Regions from separate parts of the Mus musculus genome. Here region 2 is linked to region 1. Evidence: chromatin loops called from intact Hi-C (ENCODE). Cell type or tissue: left cerebral cortex. All regions are shown on one strand. Links, peaks and the distances in the headings refer to the core of each region. The heading gives the core; the rest is flanking DNA. Region 1 holds the start of Wnk2 (WNK lysine deficient protein kinase 2). Region 2 holds the start of Fam120a (family with sequence similarity 120, member A).

Region 1 (8,324 bases), core at 315-8,314:
AGGAGAAAAACAAAGTCCTGACAGACCCTCTCTTCACCATGCCATCCGGGATTCAGGAGCCTTACCCAGCAGTTGGAAACACTGGAGACTGCAGAGGTTCAGGAAAAACCCAGTACATGGTGGATAAACAAGACTCCCTCCTGAGTCCAGAGCCAAGAACTCTATAGCCCATACCCTGATGGGGTCCTCAGCACAGGAGGCATAGGGATCCTACCCTGACCCAGGGCAGAGACTCTGGCTCCTCTCTCCTAGCCTATGCCCTGATCTGGGTATCTGTAGAATCCCTGCTGCCCAACTATCTCCTCCACCCAGGATACCACGCAGGGGCCTCTGGGTGGGTTCTCCCAGAGCTCTATACAGCAAGCCTGTGCCCCACACCCCAGTCAGGCTTCTGCCATCTCCCAGATCCTGTGACACCCAGCCATCTCCTGAACAGTATCAGACAGTTAATCAGTGTTTCCAGGACTGACATGACTTGTGTGTGATCTGGAGGCTCTCATCCAGGGGGCTCTAAGCAGGCCCAGACCCCTGTCATGTGAGCTGTCCCCAGGGTGGTCCAGATAAAGGAGGGTAACCCCATACAATGCATTGCAGCCCAAGCCATGCATTAACAGCACCTCTCACTGAAGAAGATGTGAAGGCATTTTCCCCATCTACTGGGGGGCTCTCAGTCTCCCCCAAGCAAGGAACAGCACTAAAATCCAGAAGCTACCCCATTTTTACCTCGAGCCAAGTATCCAAAGACCCCTGGCCAGGGTCCAGGCCCCACCCTCTGCTGCCCCGCCCACAACAAGGGCAGGCTGTCTTGCCTTGCCTTAAAGGGAAGGAATTAACAAGAGTCCCAGGACTCTGCAATGCCTCCGCCAGATAGGCAGGCTTGGCCTGTGGAAGTCTCTCACATCCAGCCTACTGGAGCACCGCTGCTCTGTCCTCTACCCTCAGTGACATTCCATAGTAGCAGCACCAGCAGGTGCTCAGAGAGCCACGCTGGCCATCTGGCAAGAGCAGGAAGGCGGGGAGCCAAGAATCATGCTATTCTCCAGAATCGAGACTCACATCCCCTTGCTTGATCCTCTCTCCTGTGTGCCTCTTCAGGTAGCAGGGACACAGGGCATACACCCTTCAGGACCCTGGGCCACAGAATTTGCCCCTCCCCATCCCCACCCATTCTGCACAATCAAGACTCTCTCTCTGCAAGGTCTAGGACAGTGATTCTCAATCTGTGGGTCAAGACCCTTCCAGAGGGGTCACCTAAGACTATGGAGAAACACAGATACTTATGATTCATAACAGTAGCAAAATTACAGTTACAAAGTAGCAATGAAAATAATTTGGTAGTTGGGGGTTCCCTAAGACTATTGGAAAACAGATATTTACATTGTGGTTTATAACAGTAGCAAAATTACAGTTACGAAGTAGCAATGGAAGTAATTTTCTGGTTGGGGGGGGAGTGGTCACCACAACATAAGGAACTGTATCAAAAGGGTTGCAGTGTTGGGGAGGTTGAGAAGCACTCCACTAAACATGCCAGGCAAAAGTCAGGGGTGATCCTCATAGGAACCACGAAGGAGGAAGGAAACTCAACTCCTGCTGAAAGTCTCCACTGACCCTCGCATGTGAAGCCGTATTCCCATTTCAGCACCAAAGGGCAGTATGGAGACAAGACCTTTGAAGCTCTTTGTCTCAGAACTGATGACAGGTCACCTCTGAAATGAGCCCAGCTTGTACACGCACGCAGAGAGCACCCTGCAGGTGCTGAGAACACAGCACCTGCATCCCATTTCCCAGCCAAAAGTGCAGGCATCCTGCACCGGACAGCAGCCCTGGCACCCAGCTCACCCAGGTTTGCCCAGGATGCATCAGCCCTGGAAGGGCCAGCTAACTTTAAGGGCCAGCGGGTAGGCTTACACCTCCAGCCAGCACTCTCCCAGCTGGCCCCTGCCTGACAGCTGCCCCTCCCTCCCAGTAAGGGAGGGCCTGTAAACACCCCTTGTGACAGGAGCTGCCTCCTCTTCCAAGGCTGGCCCCAGGACGGCTAGGGTTGCGGTTTATATAATCTTCAGGGCCAGGGCTGACACAGCTAACGTGAGGGCAAGGTTATGAAAAATACATGCTGAGCCTCTGCTTCCAGAAAAGAAAGGAAAGAAAAAAAAAGAGAGAGATACAAGAGAAAGGTGGAAGGAAGAAAGGGGGTGGAGAAGAGGGAAAGAGAGAGAAAGAAAAAAGGCAGGCCTTTTTTTCCCCCATAATTTTCACTCACACAGCTAACGTGTGAACAAACCAGGCTCTTAGAACACCAGGAGGCTGCTGACAGGGCTTCTTGGCCTTGGCCAGCAGAACACCAAAGACCCACCAATCATCATTCCTGAATCTGAGGAAACCCTTGCAGGCATCTGCAGTTATCACACATACATCTTGCAGGGTACAGGAAAAATGCTAATTTGAGGACAGCTGGGAGCTTCCAAGCCACCTAGAAAAGGGCCTAAAGACAGCCTTCTCTCTCACTACCCTCCAGTCCCTACTGAGCCAGTACAAGTGGGTTCTGTGGACGGACAAGGAGCATGGGCTGACAGAACGAACCTCCACTGACCACTCCAGAGCCTATGTCACCATGGGCACAGCACATACCCAGCCTTGACCTCCAAGATGGCAAGCCTCAACCTGTGTGTGCACAGGTCCAGAAACAGCACCAACAGGCTAGCCATACACGAGGCACATATCCTGCAGGACACCCACACAGAGGGTGACACATACCAGCCACCATCCCCAGGGCTGCCTAAAGCCCTTCATATGAGCAAGGACACACCCAAGGACGCATTTGCGGACAGCCCACCTGCGGGGCAGCGGCGCTCACCTGCAGTTCACACCATGCTACCTCCACCCAGGTCTCCGTGTCCAGCCCCTTGTAGACCGTCTTGAAGGAGCCCCGGCCCAGCTCGATGTCGAACTTGAGGAAGCGGCCGTCCAAAGAGGTGGCCACGGCCTTGAGGTCGTCCTCATCGTCTTCCTCCTCTTCAGGTTCATCCTTGCGTGCGCGCCCGGGCTCCGGCTTTGCCTCGGTGGTTCCAGCGTCCTCCTGTGTTGGGGCCGGCGCCTCTTCCTGCCTCGGGCCGCCGTCGGGGACCTGCGCGGCTGCGGCTGAGGCGGTGGTGGGATCTGGGCTGGGCTCCTGCGTGCCCGCTCGCTCCGGGCCAGGGTCCGAGGGGACACTCGGGGAGCCGGGAGGCGCAGCGGGCGCGGCGGGCGCGGGCGCGGCGGGGCGGCCCCGGGCGCGCTCCGCGATGAGCCGGCGCGTCTTGCAGAGTAGAAGCACCCTGCGCTGCAGAGGCTGTGGGGGCTGCGCGCTCGGCGTCTCGGCCGCCTCCAGGCCCGGCGGCTCCTCCTGGTCCGACTCCACCACGCTGCGCCGCAGGAAGCGCTGGGGCCCGAGCCGCGCCGCCCTCGCCCGCGGCTCCGCCATGCCCGCCGACCCCGTGCCGCGCCCGGCTTCCATCAGCGCGCCGGGGGCGTCTCGGCGGCCGCCATCGCCGTCCATCTCTGCGGGCCAAGGACACACGGACCCTGCGTGAGCGCCAGCCCCGCCGCACCTGCCTGGGCCGCGGGATGAGACAGCGCCGCCTCTGGGCCCGCGCCCTGCCCAGCCCCACCGCAGAAGTGACCTGCCGGGCGGTCCTCTGCGGGCTCCGGGGAGAGGGCTGCAGACCGGACCCCGAGGCGAGGATTGCAAGGGGATGCCCTGCTTCACTCAGCTCCGAGCCGGGAACACGGCCTGTCTCTAGCTGTCCCAGGGACTCCAGGAGGGACGACCTGCTAGGTGTCCCTGAGGGCTCAAAGGAGCTACAGAAGGGCTCGGGAGGCTGGAGAAAGGGGTCAAGGCCAGTACTGGAGCGACCCCGCTAGGCTATCCCGCGAGCGGGTGGGGAAGGGACAGGGAGGCCGGGGTAAAGGGAAGCACCGGACAGGAGCAGGCTCCACAAAGGACGCGGGCCCGGGGCGCGCGGGGAGGGGGCTGCGGCGGCGCGGCGCGCACACAAAGGCGGCGAACGGGAGAGCTCGATACTCACAGGGCGAGCGGGCGCTGTCCATGCCCGCAGCCCGGGGACCCGGGCGAGCGAGGAGGGCGAGGCCGCGCTCCGGGGCCAGAGTCCTCTCTCGGGGCCGCGTCGCGCTGGGGCGGGGTCCTGGCTGCAGCGGGGGTCGCCAGGCCGTTCTGCTCCTACGATGCTGCTCCCTCGGGCCGGGCCGCTGCGGGGCCGCGCTCCCGCGTGCTCCTGCCGGCTCCGCGCGCCTCCGCTCCCGCACCGGCTCCGAACTAGCGCGCGGGGAGGGCGGGGCTTCCGTTCGTCCCACCCTCCCCAAGACCGGAGCGCGGGGCGGGGCCTGACACGCCCACCTGGCTGCGGCTGAGCGCCGCCACCTGCGGGATGCTCCCCATGGCCTCCACCTGCGGCAAGGGTTCCAGGCCGGCGCCTGGCCCTGAAGCTCTTTGGAAGTGGTCCGCTGAACTGTGGGGCCTTGAGGGGCTCTATTTTCCCCGGAGGTGGCAGGCCACAGACAACGTGACTTAGCCAGAGAGCCAAATCCTGGAACCTATGCCAAGACAAAACAGACAACCTCAGGATATCCTAGGTGCCCAAGTATGGTTGCAAAATTGGAGTGTCTTCTGGGCCTTTCTGTACTGCCAGGATATGGGAAAACCTCACTATCATCCACGGACGTTGGTACCAGTAAGCGCTGTGTCCCTCTTTTCCATTAAGCAAATCCAGATCTCAAAGACAGATGTCCTTTTGCCCTGATCAGTAGCGTGGTGGCCCAAGCCTATAATCCCAACACCGGTGGGGGAGGGCTGTGGGGGGCAGAGGATACTTGATCCAGGAGTTGGGTCACGTGGCAATAAAGGAACCAGGAACCGTCTCAAAAATAAATGAAAAAAAAAAATAGAAAGGATTTCTCTGTCCTAAATCTCAGAGGTCCCAAGATGGAAACTGGAAAAGGTTTCCAGAAACCCCTTGACTTACCATATTGATTGCCATCTTTCCCCACCCTCAACCCCCTCAGGAGCTTCTCTCTCCACCCCCTGAGCTACTCAATTACCCCAGACAAGCCCTTGCCCCGGGCATCTCTGAACCTGACTGCAAGGGTCACAGAAGACTGACCTGATTTCTGAGCCCATGCCAGGCACCTGCACCTGGGCTCACCAGTTGTGATGCACATCATTGGGGTCACTTCACCTGAAGAAAACAGCGCAAAGGAAGTTACCAGCATGTTCTGATCTCTTTGCTCATCCTGATGGTATGGCACCCTGTCAAAGATGCAAGTTACAAATGTGAACCGATGGCCAGCGGCTGCTGGCCTTAGAGCCTTTGACACCAGCAACTCATAAGACAGAAAAGCCAACAGAGGCAACACATCCTTCACGATTAAAGGGAAGCAAATGCAGACAGAGCTGTTACCCAGTGACAGGGTTTCCCTGGCCCTGCTAGGGGCTGTCAGTGGATGCTGATACCAGTCAAAAGTAACTTTAAAAGGCTGATGTTCAAGTCACTTCCTAGCTGAGTTGGGTGGTAGCACACTGTCTCCTTAAAGGGGGAATGCTGGGACTACTTACGTTATGAAAACTGAGAGCCATGAAGTTAGGACTCCAACATATACCCCAGAGACCCAGGGGTTAAATTGTGTACTTGTCACTGGACTGGGCATTTGCCAGATGCCTGTTAATTTATATTATCTCATTTCTCATCTACCTTGGGAGTCAGGCATGAACGTAAAGCCCACTCAACCAGAAGCAGAGCGCAGGTGCCAGCTCTGTGGGTCTGAGTGTCTCTGGAGATGGGGATCCAAGCTGCACCTCCCAAGCTGGGGCAGAATGTGGGTGAGGACCATTACAACTTCACTAAGGAGGCTAAAGACCCCACCCAGTATTGCCTCTCCTAACCTGAGCCTGTAGAATGTAATTTCTCTTGGACAGGGTTTATCCAGCAAAGGCCCTCTGGGTCCTGGCACGTATATGGAAGCTATAATAGGCAGGGCCTGTGTAAGAGAAATCATGACAGAAGAGTCTCAGCATGCTAGTCTGACTGTCTCCCAACAGGACACAGTGACAGCCTGTGGCATATACCTGCTGAGTGACTAGTGATGAAAGCAGCCAGTCACTTACAACACCTAATCGAAGTGTGGTGGTGCATACCTATAACCCTATCACTCAGGAGGCAGAGGCCAGCCTGGGCTACCCAGTGAGACCTCAGCCATACCTACAGCTATTGCCCACACACATTCACACATGTTTGTGAAGAATTATGACCCTACCCACAAAACTGGGCACAGTCCAGGCTGAGACAGATCTCGGAGAGCCTGTGTCTGACTGGGCACCATGTTCTTTGTAACTAACTCCCTGGGTGTGTTTTCCCACAGCCCCACTTGCATAACCTATGGTGAACTCGCTCCCTATGCCAGCCCTTGGAGTCCACAGCTATGAAACTACCGGATAAGGCCATTGATCTCTTTGCAAGGAATCTCAGACTAGTATCACTAACAGGCCCTTGGAATTCCAACAGATGGAAACAAGGACTCCTTGGTATAGAATTTAGCAGCCAGGGACCCACTCTGTACCCTTCTTCAGGTCCCCGGACATCTCTGAGTCTGTCACCCTGATCCTAAACACTTCCCACTGCATGGCTAGATTTCCTAAGGCTCGCAAGCCAAGGCTGTGGGAGGATACTCTGCAAAAGCAACAACCCAAGGGCCTAGATGCAGCATCCTCTTCTGATGCTCAAGAGAACTGTATCCAAGGTTAACCTCCACTTGGAGATGAGGATGCAGAGGGTGAATCCAGGCAGCATTCCACCTTTAGTGGTTGCTCAAGATCCAAAAAAAGGAGGATAGTGACTCCTCTCTGCAGTTCTCATCTTAGCCTCCTCAGCCCTTCAGGTGACAAGACTCACCAAGGTCAGACACCTGAAGGGACATCTGCTCCATGCAGAGGACATGCAATTGGCTCACCTATGGATGGGTACAGCAGTCATGTCCTACTATCTCAGCACACAGTAAGTGCTCAACAGACATCGAGGAAAGGAAGGCAGATAGGAGGACAGGCCGGTCCTGCTGGCTAATGCCAGAGCCCACAAGGCCTTAATTAAAAAGAGGTGTCAGTATTGCCAGGGGAAAGCCTCACCAACCCCCAGGTACTGCTGTCAGGCACAGGTCTCAGCTTGCAGGTGTGCAGGCCTATCTAGAATTCAGGTCTAACACAGCCAGTTCTCATCACTAGTTTTCCCTGGGCCCACCTGGGAAGTTGGGACAGGTGAATGGAAGACACCCACCCTGGTAGTTGCAGCACATGAATGGGGATAGTTCTGGACAAGTGGCCTGCCCGGGGGGGGGGGGGGTCACAGGAAGCCCTCCCTGAGATCTGAGGAAGGATAAGGCAGGACAACCCACATTGTGTGGCCCAAGGCAGGAACAGTTAGGGGACAGAGCCTCAGTCCTGGAGGCGATGGCTGGGGCATGTCCAAGCCACTGTTTGTTCAACACTGTATCTCACTCTCCAATGATAGGAGTTCTTCCTGGGAAGAGCCTTGGGAAGAGGACTGGGTGTCACAGAGGGGCCTTACTACTTTGCCATGCTACAGGAAGGAATGAGGAATCATGTTTCCTCCCAACATTGAGGCACCATTAGAATTCTCTGAACTGTGAGCAGAGGATGTAGCTCAATTGGTAGAGTAGTTGATCACCTAGCAGGAAACAAAGTTGTGATGGCTCGTTTTGGTGGTCCACTGTGAGCAGTGGTTCTTCTGGGCAGGCAGTCCTGGGTTGAATAAGAAAGCAAGCTGAGCCAACAAGTAAGAAGTAAGAAGTGTTCCCCTGTGGTCTCTGTTTCAGTTCCTGCCTCCAGGTTTCTGCCTTGAGCTCCTGCCTCTGATTCCCCCAGTGTTGGACTGTAACCTCTTTTCTTTGTCATTGTTGTTGTTTAGGGTTTGTTTGTTTGTTTCCAAGACCAGTTTCTCTGTGTAGCCCCGACTGTCCTAGAACTCATTCTGTACACCAAGCTGGCTTCAAACTCAAAGATCTACTTGCCTCTGCCTTCCAAGTGCTTGGGTCAAAGGCATGGGCCACCGCTTCCCCATAGACTATAACCTGGAAACCAGATAAACCTTTTTTTTTTTTTTTTTTTTTTTTTGAGAAAGGATTTCTCTGTATAGCCCTGGCTGTTCTGGAACTCACTCTGTACCAGGCTGGCCTAGAACTCAGAAATCTGCCTGCCTCTGCCTCCCGAGTGCTGGGATTAAAGGCTTGCACCACCACGCCCGGCTCAACCATTTCTTCTC
Region 2 (8,324 bases), core at 233-8,232, 180 kb before region 1:
CCACACGGAAAGAAACAATTGTCCTCAGACTTCCACATGTGGCCCATGACAAAATGAATTTAAATGTAAATTTAAGATGTAGTTATTACTCTATCAAAGAGATACTCTCTAAATGAAAATGACAGAAAAGTATAACTTTCTGCCAATCTATAAAGCATCAGAAAAGGTGGGTAGTGGTACTTGGGGTAGAAATGGAGAAAACCAACACTGACAGTTTACATGTACGAAATTGTCAAGGAATAAATAAATAAGGTATCCTATTTCAAAACGCCAGAAAGTGTGAGAAAAAAAAGCAGTTTCAATATTTTGTAACAGAAATGATTTTACACAATATAATATACATAGGTGTTTATGTCAGTTTCTTTACCAATATTTATCTTTTTTTTAAAAAGTAGTTTGCTGGGGGTGGGTGGGTATGGGGGACTTTTGGTATAGCATTGGAAATGTAAATGAGCTAAATACCTAATTAAAAAATGGAAAAAAAGTAGTTTGCATACAGTAAAAATAATTTTTAGCTTATCTTACATGTACAGTTTTGATTTTTAAATGTTATCGTCACTGTAACAGAGAACAGTTTGGTATCCACCTGACACTTTGAGAACTTGGCTTGCATGTATGTATACACGTGTGATGCATGTGTGTGCATGTGAATACACACATGCTGTGTGGAAGCCAGGGGTTGACGGGTGTCTTCACATGGAACTTACTGGTCAGCAAGCCATGGGGATCTTGTCACCCTACCAGCACTGTGGTTGGAGCTACACAGTGCAATACTCAGCTTTTTCTGTGGGTGTTGGGGTTCTACTTTAGACCCTCTTTCTGTACAGCAGGCACTGCCAGTACTGAGCCACCTCCACAACTGCTCGTTGTTTTGTGGGTGAAGGTGGTGGGTTTTTTCCTAAGGCAAGTTCTCATGGAGCCTAGGATGGCCACTACCAGGCTACGCAGGCAAGGATAGCTCTGAACTTCTGCTCCTCCTACCCTACGTTCTGAGTACTGAGACTAGAGGTGTGTGCCACTATGTCCAGTTTTTGCAGTGCTGGGCATGGACCCCTAGACTTCACACATGTGGGGCAAACATTCTCAGGCCCAACACCAGTGTCTATGGGAATAAAGTTTCATTAAGAAGATACCAATTGGCCCTGGAAGAGCACTAGCTCCTCCGGAGGACCTGAGTTCAATTCCCAGCAACCACACGGTAGCTCACAACAATCTGTAACTCCGATTCCAGGAAATCCAACGTCTTATTCTGACCTTTCAAGGCACCAGGCACAAAAGAGGTGCACAGACATAATGCAGGCAGAACACCCAGAAACATTATAAATAAAATAAGGACCACCCAATTCCAGCTGCTCGCCCATTCTGGAAGATAGTGATAGTGCATCACTGGTTAAGTATCTGTGAGCCTCCAGAAAACATTTAAAAATCCAACACACAGACACACACATTGAAACATACACTTTCTTAAACAGAGACCACCGAAGATAATTTTTATGACTCCAAAATCATCCTTTTTAAAACATACACAATCATTACTTTAAACACTATCTTTAGTTTAATGTGTGAGAATGTTCTGCTTGCTTGTATGCACCTGTGCCACTTTCCCGTCTGGTGCTGTGGAAGTCAGAGGAGGGCTTCAGATGCCCTGGAGCTGGAGTATTAGATGATCAGGAGCCACCACGTGGGTGCTGGGAATCATGTGGGCCCTCTGCAAAAGCATGTGCCCTAACCACAAAGCCATCGCCCAGGCCCGCAAATCACCCTTGTGATACTGCACTACCCTCAGGGATGCTGAAGTACACAGGACTGCTCTCTTGTTTTAAAATAGTTCCCAGAATTCTGTCTCTGCTTTTTACAGCTTCACATCTTCTCTCTGGTGCCACCTTTTGCTATTAATGGAGCTCCTGCCTCCAGCAAACTATCTTTTTCACCTCTCCTCAGAGTTGAGAAAGTGGACAGCCAGGATTGCTAGAATTGCATCTACAAAGACTAGAGAAGGCTGAGAGACAGAGCAGGCAGGAAAGGCAACACTGTCTCAGGAGTGCACACACACACAACAGATATAGAGACAAGGACAGACAGAGGAGACTCTAATCTGAAGTAATATTCAATCTTTTATTGAATGTCTCTGCTGACTAAAAATACAGCCCTGTGCAGTTAGCAAAAGCAGGTAAAATAAAACTCTTTTTGTGTCTTAGATGTTACTTCCCATCACTAAGCAACACTAAAGCAGGTCCATTTCCAGGCTGTCCACTAGAGGTAGATCACAGAGCAACAGCTTTGCTTTCCCCCTCTGAGAGCCCCAGGCTACAGAGAAAAAGTGAGAGGCACACACTGCCTCTCACACGAACTCCCTAAGAAATGTCAGGCTGTGTATCTGCCATATTCCTGGGCCAATCACCAGGCATCCAGCCACCCCCACCCACACACTTAAACACAACTTCACCAATTGCAACAGGACCCTGGGTGGGACTTCCGCAATCATTTTAGGCTTAACTACCACCATCACCACTGCCAGCAGGGATGGTCAGGAAGAGGGAGACATGCTAAAAGTTGTAACTCAAGCTCAGTTTCCAAAGAAAAGAGCAAGTTGGAAGACAGTAGCAAGTCTTAAAAACTCAAACAGCCTCACCCCTCCCCAAAGAAGTGTTTAAAAAAAAAATCATGAAAATGCAAAGCTATTCAAAGTTGAGGATCAGTTAGGTGCTCGGCTCTCAATCAACCTCGGAGCCCTTAAGTTCTCTGGCCCAATTCTGGCTGCAGAACCTTCTGCCAACGGGACAGCAGAGGGCTAACATGTGGAGCTCTCCCTCCTTACCCACCAATCAGGGCTAGTGAAGGTCACTCAACACTTCCTGTGCAGCAGAAAAACAGCTCTCACAAGCTCCTGCCTATGCCAAACGACCCCCAAATTCTTCTTCCTGGTCCTAATTGCTACCTTCATAGTAGACATACAGAACTGAACCACTTTAAAACTCAGAGAACTGACAAGAGCCCATCTCATCAAATTCACAGTACCATGAAATCTAAAACCAAAACGTTACCATAGACAATTTCTCCAAACATCTCATTTTCAAAGGTAGAAGAGCAGGGCATCTGCCTTGAGAATTAAGAGATCAGCCCTGGTTTATAACAAGGTTCCTTCCTCTCCCACAGCTTTGGAGGCTCTGTTTTCAGCTTCCTGTGCCTAAGGTCCTGGCAATATACTCTCATTATTTATTCTCCAGACTTCCAAGATAAACCTGTTGCTGGGAAAGAGTGGGTTAATTTCGACAGATGGGTATATGCTTAAGGATAAGGCCAGTGGGTAGCCTGTCGGCCTCTCAGGGGAGGAGAAAGACTGAGGATGTGGGAGACGACACCACCGATCCCACTTTGGGTGAGGGTCTATCCACCAGCCTCAAGTGTCATATGAACAAGTCTATGGGCCCACAGAGGCCAGAGAGTAGGGAGGAATGTGGTGGGTAGACTTCAACCACACCAGGCCTAAAGGCCCGGGCATCCATCTTGCTCTAGGGCCCCTCTGCCTAGCTTGCATCAAGCCTGGGCATGGTGACACGCTATGTCCCGAGAGGGGCCCTGAGAGACACTGAAGCCTGCTGAGGCCTTCCACGGGCAGGGGCACCCAGGACTCACTCTGGGCTAGGCTGGGCTTCCCGGAACTAGTTCAGCGCTGACAGTGACCTAAGAGACCTCCCAAGTCCAACCCAAATCCAAGCCCAAAAAGACCCTAGGCCAAGCCCCAAACCCCTGGGCCAAGGAACCTCAGACTCAACTCTGATCGCTACCCAAGCAATCCCAGGCCCAGCCCGAAGCGCGAAGAGGCCTGTAGCCCAACTGTGACTCCTGTCCAAGTGACCCCAGACCCCAACCCTGACCCAAACCCGAAGGGAATCGGTCCAAAGGGCACCAGGCCCGATCCTGACTCAGGCCCAAAGAGACCCCAGCCCCAGCCCTGGGAGACCCCGGCGAACCGGCTGCAGCCGCACCTTGACGTGGAAGCGGATGAGCGCCAGGCGGATGCAGTGGGCCATACAGACCGGAGGCAGGAACCAGACCTTGGGCGGTGGCGTGCCCTTGTTCTGGACATGGCTGACGATCTGCTGCGCTGTCTGGCGCTCGTTGCCCTGCCGCTTGACCCACTCGTGCAGCCGGGCCTTCTCGAGCGCGCCATTGAAGAAGACGAAGAGCTCGATGTTGCCTCCGAAGCAGGCCTTGGCCAGAGCCGCCAGGTAGCCGAGCATGTGGTTCCACTGGCCGCCGCTCACCCAGTCGGTGTAGAAGCCACCGTACAGGCGATGCAGGCAGTTGTCGGCATCCACCAGCAGGCGCAGCGGGGTCTGCGGGGGCCGCTGCCGCCCGCCGCCCACCAGGCTGCCCCGGGCCAGCTTCTGCAGCTCCACCGGCACCACGGCGCTCGGACAGTGCTTCTCGATGTAGTCCTGGAAGCCCTGCACGCCCATGGCGGCGGCGGCGGGGCGCGCGCGCGCGGGCGGCGGCGGGGCCGGCGGCGGCGGGGCTGGGGGCGGCAGGGCCGTGGCGCGGCCGGCGGGCGCGGGCAGCCTCAGGGCTGGCTGGGGCTGGCCGGGGGCGCGCTCACGGCCGCCGCGGCCGCCATGTGCTGCCGCCTCCCAGGGCCATGTCTGGGGAGGGACCTGCGCCGCCGCCGCGCTCTGCGAGGCCGAGGCCGAAGCTGGGCCGGGCGGGGCGGCGCTGACGTCGGGCCCGCCCGCGCGGACGCGGGAGGCGGAAGAGGCGGCGCCGGGGCCGCGGCCGGGCTCCCGGGGCGGCGGCGGCGGGGCGGAGAAGGCGGAGCGCTACTCGGCTTGTCGGGCCCTTTAGGGGGCCGCAGCCGGGCGGGTTCGGGGAGGCGCCTGGGCCCGTGCAGGCCGCGCCCGGAGGCCGCGGCCTCCGAGGCTGGCTCCGCCCCGCTCGCGGCTGCGGGCCCGGTAGGCGTGGCCGGCAGCCAGCGCTCCTCCTCCGCCGCGTGTGTCGCGCGGCGGGGTTAGGGGGAGCCTGGAGCCCGGGAGCGCGAGCCGCGGAGGAGGACGGCGGCGACAAGATGGCGTCGCTCCCGGGACGGGACGGCGGCTTCACGGCCTGGTGTCGGGACCCGGCTGAGGAGACTCCCCGAGAGGGGCAAGCCTCCCCGGCGTGCGCCGCCCTCCGGAGACGAGCGGACGTGCGCTGCCTCCAGGGGCTCGGGCTGCGAGGGTCCGGCTAAACCCAGGCGCCGACGGTACGTATGCTGAGCCAGGACCAAACGTTCTGAAGGAGAAGCTGTCCGCTGGGGACCTGGGCACGTAGCTCAGTTGGCACAGTGCTTGTCTGGGATCTTCGATCGCCCAGGGTTCGATTCCCGCGTGTTGCTTAGGCCGTAATCCCAGCATTCTGAAGTGGAGAGTAGAGGATCAGAGAAGTTCAAGGTCATTCCATCCAATTGGAAGCCAGCCTGGGCTACATGAAACCCGCCTCCCGCTCCCCCTTCCCCCAAGAAAAAGGAGCGGTTTTTTTTGTTTGTTTTGTTTTGTTTTTTTGCTTACCTTCAATTTTTCATCTGTTCTTTTTCTAGACAAGCCGCTGCTGGAGCGGGGTGCACTGGACACAGGAGTGACCCATCCATCGCACAGAACACCAAGTTCATGCAGACTCAAAGCCCCCCATCAGAGTCTTCGAGAATAGGCAAACTGAATTCTATAGTTTCTTTTAATTTTTTTTTCTTTTAAAGACTATTTTTATTCTTTGACAGTTTCATGCGTGTATACAATGAACTGTGATCATAACACCCCATTCTTCCACCAATCTCAAACACAGGCTCCTGTGATGTAGACAGATGAAATGCGCTTAGGGCCTTGATGGATTTTCCTTAATTTTTTTAAACCCGATACGTTATGCCACTTATGTATAAAATTAGTGATGAGGCCACTAGTCCGCCTAGCTGAGTAGAAAACTTAATCCCAGAGTAAGTAATTCCATGTCATTTAGAAATTAAGATTACACTTAAAGCCTCACTAAATAATAACATCCCCCAAAATAATCAAGTTTTATGTAATTCACAGCTAGTATACAAGATTGCACATGAATCACTTGTATTTTCTTAACAAGATTACATTCCATATATATTTCATTCACTTGTTTAGGTTTGTGTTTATTTTTGTTGTGGTTTCTTGTTTGCTGGCCTGCTTGGGCTAGCCCTTTGCCATCCTGACTGCCTGGCCTGTTTTTTATTTCTTTTAAACATTACTGCTTTTATTTATTTATTTTAAAAAGGGAGAGGGGAGAAAGCTTTTGTGCTAGCACCCATGATTTTGGAATTAAGCATACATTTTATTTTAAGACCGTAGGATGGTGATCCTTCTAAAAGAAAGTATCACTCTCCTTAAGAGAGCCTTGGCTTTCTGTGGCCTCCCAGGTTGTTATACAGATGTTAGCAATGCCAGCTTTTGTAGTCACTTCTGTACTCTGTGATTGTATAGACTGTGCTTTGGAATTTTGAGAACTTTAAAATTCATTTTCATAATAAAAGCCCTCAAAATTTCATCATGCTTGCTTTCCCTGTTTAACTGTGTATGCCCTCCAAACTTATTAATGATTGGGAAATTGTTTGGCTAACAACGCTATAAAGAAAATTCAGGAGTTGAGTGATGTTTAAATTTTCTAAATATCTAAATCCTATTTGAAAAATACTAAATCTTAGAGTCTGCTTGGGAATACAATATGATTAGGGACTTTTTTTTCTCCATTTAGGGCTGTATTAGAGAAACTTTTCATGAAGTGATTACCACACTACTGAGGGGAAAAATAAATGAATAATACTGCATGACCATAGACTTCCAAGAATTCTCACCCTTTTAATTCCAGAACTCAGGATGCAGAGGCAGGTGGACCTGGGTGAATTGAAGGACAATCTTCTGTACCTAATGAGTTCCAGGTCACCAGTGCTACACAGAGAGACAGAGAGACCCTGTCTCCCCGACTGCCTCCAAAAAAAAAAAAAGGATTATGACTACTAGATTAATAGAGAGAGCCAGCCAGCCACAGAGCACAGAACTTAAGCAGGCGGGGGCGGGGGGGGGGGGGGGGCGGGAGTTTACTCTCAGCATTTCAACTTGTTTCCCATCGGCTAATTTACTTACAGCTTAAAGCAGGAAAATGTTGCCCTTTTTTTGGTTTGGGAGTTGGGGTTGGGTTTTGGGAATTTTCGAGGTTTCACTCATAGCCCAAGATGCCCTGGACCCCACTGTGCAGCCAGCCAGCCTCAATATACAGCAATCATCCTCAGCCCCCTGAGACCTGGGATTGCAAGTGCAGGGCATGTTGCCCGCCCAACATGATGCCTACCCGACACGCCCCGAGATCAGGAGGAGAGATCAGGAGGAGACACGGTATTCCCGCTGGGGTTTGATTCCTGGGGTGTGCCTAGCCCTAACCTGTGCCTGGGTGCGACTTCAGAGTCCCCACAGAGCATGCGCACGCTTGGTCTGCATGCAGTCTCAGGCTGTTCTAGTCTGGGGGCTTCTGGTACTCTGGGATTAAGCTTTCTACTCAGCTAGGCGGACTAGAAATGTTCTCTTCACAGCTGCGAATTCATTTTCGCTTTGAGCTGTTTTAAAAATACATTTTATGGGAAAGTAAGATTCTAACTTTTGGGTGTGTCTTAATTAGGCTTTCTCTTGCTGTGGTGGAACACCAGGACCAAAAGCAGCTTGGGTTGGAAAGTATTTCTTTCACTTACACTTGAGCTTTCCTTACTGAAGGGAAATCGAAGCAAGACCTCAAACAAAGCAGGCACCTAAGGCAGGAAGGAGCTAATGCAGTGGCTGCAAACGGTGACTGCTCATTGGCTTGCTCGGCCAGCTTGCTTTTATAACCCAACCACCAGGCCAGGAATGACTCCACCCACAAATGGCTGGGCCCTCCCACGTTAATCATTAAGAAAATGCCTTACAGACTTGTGTACAGCCTGATCTTGAAGAGGCATTTTCTCAGTTGAAATCCCTTCTCTTAGATGACTCTGGCTTGTGTCGAGTTGACATAAAACTAGCCAGTACAGCACAGATAAAGAGAAGAGTCCTAACCAGGTGGTGTGGTGCCCGCCTGTGATCCCAGCATTCTGAGTTCAAGGACAGCTGGGTCTATCTACAGAGTAGGTTCCAAGATAGGGCTAGACAGAGAAACCCTATCTTGAAAGACCAAAAAAGACGATGAAGAAAGAAAAGAGCAAATTCCTGGAATGGTTACTATGTGAAGAGCTACTTCCCATGTCAGCCATAAGTCCCTGCATGTCCTTGAGGCTGGAATTGCCCCTTGCTTGCCCATCTGTA

What was found. Peaks named below come from ENCODE experiments on the same cell type or tissue, not always from the same donor. Only the 100,000 strongest peaks of a DNase experiment are listed, where the experiment ranks them.
Region 2: it touches region 1 in a loop (2.7-fold over the local background); 1 of 42 quality-filtered maps calls a loop at or near these places.

The regions. Positions count from the first base shown.
Region 1 is chr13:49,143,698-49,152,021 of GRCm38, forward strand. Wnk2 (WNK lysine deficient protein kinase 2) reads right to left here and starts at 4,631. Exons shown (of 30, transcript NM_001290313.1): 1 at 4,065-4,631; 2 at 2,855-3,537. The coding sequence starts at 3,535. In left cerebral cortex, for the core only: CTCF peaks have their summits at 3,625 and 4,452 (motif pointing left); DNase peaks (open chromatin) are centred at 1,994, 2,457, 2,722, 3,368 and 2 more places; H3K4me3 peaks cover 4,451 bases; H3K27ac peaks cover 3,405 bases.
Region 2 is chr13:48,963,366-48,971,689 of GRCm38, forward strand. It overlaps Fam120a (family with sequence similarity 120, member A), which reads right to left and starts at 4,695. Exons shown (of 18, transcript NM_001033268.3): 1 at 3,990-4,695. The coding sequence starts at 4,463. Fam120aos (family with sequence similarity 120A, opposite strand) reads left to right here and starts at 4,747. Exons shown (of 2, transcript NR_015601.1): 1 at 4,747-5,239; 2 at 5,573-6,540. In left cerebral cortex, for the core only: CTCF peaks have their summits at 2,251, 4,309 and 5,188; DNase peaks (open chromatin) are centred at 844, 2,432, 3,594, 3,850 and 3 more places; H3K4me3 peaks cover 4,451 bases; H3K27ac peaks cover 2,651 bases.